Regions from separate parts of the Mus musculus genome. Here region 2 is linked to region 1. A link is a loop called in an ENCODE intact Hi-C map of the cell type or tissue named here. Cell type or tissue: gastrocnemius. All regions are shown on one strand.

Evidence for each region. Hi-C counts contacts between places; a loop is a spot of excess contacts. Peaks named below come from ENCODE experiments on the same cell type or tissue, not always from the same donor. Only the 100,000 strongest peaks of a DNase experiment are listed, where the experiment ranks them.
Region 2: a loop joins it to region 1, with 11 times the contacts of the local background. A loop is called at or near these places in 12 of 42 quality-filtered maps.

The regions. Positions count from the first base shown.
Region 1 is chr17:15,376,744-15,379,243 of GRCm38, reverse strand. It overlaps a transcript of Dll1 not described here. Among named protein-coding and RNA genes, the nearest start is that of Dll1, 2.2 kb to the right of the region's middle. In gastrocnemius, a CTCF peak has its summit at 1,100 (motif pointing right); DNase peaks (open chromatin) are centred at 1,174 and 2,168; H3K4me3 peaks cover 973 bases; H3K27ac peaks cover 651 bases.
Region 2 is chr17:15,182,465-15,184,964 of GRCm38, reverse strand. No RefSeq gene overlaps it. Among named protein-coding and RNA genes, the nearest start is that of Gm35502, 11 kb to the left of the region's middle. In gastrocnemius, a CTCF peak has its summit at 1,039 (motif pointing left); no DNase peak of the experiment used is centred here.

The DNA.
Region 1 (2,500 bases):
AGAAAGTTTCCTTCTTTCTTCTAATGGTGAAGGTGAGGATTTATGGTGTGTGGGGAGGGGAAATCTGTTGGCTAGGCCAACATTCAGGCAAATCTATTTAACATACTCTGGCTTAAGCTCCCTCCTGCATTTGGGGGGTTCTGAGTGCTTAGCTGTGGGAGTATAGAGACATGCAGTTAGGGAGTGAAAAAACGCCATTTGGTTCGGAGCAGATGGCTGGCTAGGGGGCTGATGGCGTCTAAAGGCGTGTCATCCCCCTCCCGGCTCGAATCCCTAAGGGCTCCCCTTGTCTTCCCAATCAATGAAAATTAAAGTGCAAAGAAAGGATGAATAGCTGGACCTCGAGTCTGTCCTTTGTTCCTCTCAGCTACTGGTACGCAGGAGTTAAACTACAACAGGCTCCTATAGAATCACTGAAGTTAAACAGTCTCCCCGTTAGCTCTGTGTTTGAAAGAGAAGGGAATAGGAACCAACTTAGGGGTGGACGATTGAGAATGGGGAAACAGGAGGATGAGGAGGAGGAAGAAGAAGAGCAGAAGGAGTAGGAGGGAGGAAAAAAAGAGCTTTCTGCTTGATTTCCCCAATACAGAATGGTGTGGCATAAATTAAGTTGGAAAAGAATGAATGCGTTGGGCAGGATTCTGATGGATTTTACGATGCCTTTCAGAACTGCTTTGCCACTGTAATCGAGAAATCTGTGCCATGTCAATTTAACAAATACTTAATACTAAGGGGGGTTTGTTCAAGATTTGGGACAAGTCCACCCCTCTCAGGGTCTAAGCCCTTGCGCGTGAAACTTTTCATTTCCAGTTTTCTAAACAGGCATTCAAACAAGCCTGGTTTCCACTTCCATCTTCTAATTAAAAGGTTCCTGATATTTCATTTCTTCTTGTAATCTCGAAGGCACAGAGGAGTCTGCATCTGACCTTGTTTCTTTTCTTCTTTGAATCCCCTCTGCTGTAGGAACCCCCTGTCACCTGAGTCCCACTCCCAAGTCCCAACAGAGAGCAGCTTCAGAGCTCTGAGAAACAGAGTTCTCAGAAAGTAACTTTCCCAGGAAACATTAGCTAGTGAAAAAGGAATCCTAACACTAGGTGGCAAGATTAAGTTAGGATTCAAGCTAGCCCAGCCTTGTGGTGATGTAGCAAATCCCTACACAGTTTACAAAGGACAGGGACTGTTTTTGCCACGGCCATGGGGGTGTGCCTTAGGGGTGTCAGTATCTTTTGAAGCCTCCATTTGTTCTATAATAAACAGGTTTTTTAAAAAGTGGGATCTAACCCTGCCTTTCTCACCTCAGCCTTGAGTATTATACACATGGCTTTTTGGTTAACTCTTTGATTGTCTGTGAGTTGGCGATGACGACGTGAAGTGCAGAAATTCCTGTTGATTCTGAAACTTTGAAAGTGTTTGGGAGACAGGGTAGCAGTAGGCAGGCTGGGTCATCAGAAAAGGAGCTGTAATTTCAGTTGCCAGATGGCCCAACACAGATGATTCTGCCCAGTAACTGCTAGATTCTTGTTAGCAGTGTTTCTCTGGGCATGCGAAGGTTTTCCTCTCTTTCTGTGCATTATATACATCTTGCTCCAGATACTGGCCTAAATGATCAAGCTACTCTGCCAGGACAGGGCTCATTCTCACCAACAGGACAGCAACACCTACAGTGAGGACACCTGTCAGGTACACCCTAGGGGCTGTGCTACAATCAAAGGAACACTAGCTCCAAGAATCACACCTCGGGATTCTAATGAAGCTGCCTAGGTGGTGGGGGTGGAGTAAAGAGGCCCCTCTAAAGATGGGAATATACAGCTCATGGCATGCTCAACACAAAGCTAGGTGCTAAGTCAGAGACTATATCTCCATTTACTTTTCTCTGGAGCTTGTAACCAGGGGAGCCGTTTAGGTAATTCATTGTGATACGTGTGTCCTGGGCCCTCCCAATAAACTCATTTCCCTTAAAAAAAAAAAAAGAAAAAAAAGAAAACAAAAGTTCTAGTGTCTGATGGATGTGTAAAAACCTAATAAGGTGACGGTTGTGTAAAGGTTATGTGTTGGGGGGTGAGGTGGGGGGAGTCTTTCAAACATGTGCCGGACATTGTCGCAGAGGCCGCGGCGTGCGCGGAGGGGAGCTCTTTCTCTCCGCATTGTGCAGAGAGCAGGTGCTGTCTGCATTACCATACAGCTGAGCGCACAAAGAGCCACTGATTCAGCCTCGCACAATAACAGACTGCCTTAATGACAGCCACGCGAACGACACACACCAAACTCACTTTTTACCAAGCAGAGGGAGGCCTGAGGGGAATACCCAGGAGAGTGGGACCGGACACCAGTGAAGGTGGTGTTGGTTGAAAATCTCCCGGGAGAGGGTGTGTACACCGGGAAAGGGGTAAGCTTAGCTTTTGGCTCTGCTGGCTCAGGGAATACACTATCCGGACCCCAATTCCCCATTTCCAGTGATCGTGGACAACACGGAGACAGCAGCGCTCCGGGACACTGCGGT
Region 2 (2,500 bases), 190 kb after region 1:
CTGTGTGAGTCCCTTTCCTGACAGCGCAGTTAATCACCTGCATGCTTTCTGAAGAACAAGAACAGCAACAGCCAGCACAAGGTACACAAACCAATGCTAGCATGTGCCAGTTACACTAAGTTGCTGAGGAATCATGGAATATGCCAGAATGATCTGCTAGGATCCATAGCCGGGGAGGGGTCCAGTTACTTCCCATGTATCCAAAGGCACTATCTCTAGTCACACAAGGAATGACAGAGGCTGATATTCAAGCTTCTGCACTCTGAGACCCCACGAAGGTCCCTTGCTAAGGTTCCGATTGGTGCTGTGGGCAGAGATGACCACAAGGTGTGCTGGTATCTGCTAACTGCTCACCTCCCCAGCTCTTCCACTGACCCTTTCTTTCTCTCATATGCCTCTCACCTATACTTGCCTCCACCTACCTGACCTCCATCAGTGTCAGAGTGCCTGCGGGGGCTTGGGGGGGGGGGATGTGGAAAGTGGTTGTGGTCAGACAAGGGTTCAAGGAGGAAACAAAGGGCAAAGGGGATGCTTACACAATGGGATACAGGCAGAGAAGTGAGAGCCCACGGTGGCTGCTTACCTGCAAGCTGATAATCTGGCACAAAAACCTTTTTTTTTTGCAAGGCAGACACTGCTGGCAGCTGCAACTTCTCATGCTTACTTAGGAAAACGTTTCCAGAGGCTCAGGATGAAGGTCAGATCTGTCGCTGGCAGGTAAACAGAGCCCACTCTCCCCCACCGTGGCATGGAAATCAGTAACATAAATATGGATTGAATTCCGTCCATCAAGTCTAACACGCCACTTCTTTCTTGTTCTCAGAGGAAAATGTAGCAAACCGGGGTGGGGAGCAAAGTCACCAGCCCTGTGCTCCACACACTTCAGCAGCGGCTGCTCTGGGATCCCTGTGCACACACACATCTCTCTCTGGGTGACCTTACTGACTCTGGACTGTGGCTCCCTCTGGTTACATTACCCATAGCTGCCCCACCCTTCCCTGCCTTGTGGTCTGCCCAGGCCCAAGCCAGGGCATCCCTCCTGCAGCTACAGTGTCCTCTTGTGGTCCATCGCTTGCTTCTCCTTCACTTTCTGGTGTTCACACCTTATTCCCAGGAGAACATCTGCTGCTGGGCCATGGGGCTGATGTGCGGCAGGAAGATGGATCTGGGAGCCCAGAGAGCCAGAAGCCTAGTAGAACTCTTGGGGTGATGTTCGCACTGCAGGGTGACAACCAGTAATCCTTTCTCATCGGTCACTAGCTCAATGTTCAGACAGGGTGCTATCTCTCCCTCGACCTTCAGGGTGACCTCAAGAATTCTGTAAACGAGGGTAGCATCCACATGTGCCGCTCCCTGAGCTCTAGCTGTGAAGAGAGGGCAGTGTCTCACAGAAATTGGTTGGCTAATGGATGGCCAAGTGGAAACATGCTAACTGCCTTCTTCTGCTTCTTGGTGTGTAACTCTTTGCCTGCCTTCACCCTGAATTTAAAGGTTCAATAACTGTCTCTCCATTAGTCGTAGTCTCTCAATCTTTTTGTTTGTTTGTTTGTTTGTTTTGTTTAAGGAAGATCTTTTTTTTTCAACATATATATCTGCATGGCAAAATACTTAAGATAATCAGCTTAAAGAGAGAGTATTAATTTTGGCTTACATTTTCAGAGGTTTTGGGCTATGGTCAACTAATTCTATTGCTTTTGGGCAGTGGCAGGGCAGAACATCATGGTGGATAGGCAATGACAGAGCAGCAGGAACCAGGAATTTGAGACATGCACTTGAAAAGCCTACCTCTTGTGGCATACCTCTACCCACTAGGACTACCTCCTAGTTTCCACTAGCTCCAAAAATACCAGCAAATGGAAAAGTCATCTATAGATTAACCGACGGATGAAGTCAGAGTATTCCTGATCCAATCGCCTTCTAAGACCCCATCTGCTGGAAGCCAAGCCTTTAACATAAACCTTGAGGAATATTTTAGATTCAACCCATAACAGTATCTTTCAAAATTTATATACTCAAACTCACTTAAGGAAGAAACGATGTGTAGGACCCTGGTGAGGGGAGCATTTATTTAATTCCTGTTGGAATTTCTGATATGCTTTGTAAAACATGGTATGATGTGGTGGGAGGGGTACCTTAGCAGTCCCATGCTGAGGCCTTCTCCTGCCCCAACTCCACCCAGGTATCAGCCATATAACTGTACTAGTATAAAGTGAAGTTTATTTGGGGGCGTGAGAAGGGAGTAGAGGCGAAGAAAGTAAAAAAGAAGAAGAGGAAGTGCAAGTGTGCGAGCACAAGAGAGAGAGACAGAGAGACAGAGAGAGCAGAGAGAGAAGAGAGAAGAAAAAAGAGGCCGGATGAGAACACTTGAAGAGAGAACATGGGAGGGAGAGAGAGAGAGAAAGAGAGAGAGAGAGAGAAAGAGAGAGAGAGAGAGGCCAGAGAGAAAGAGAGAGGGATCAGAGACAGTGAGAAATGAGACACACACACTCAGGGGAGAGAG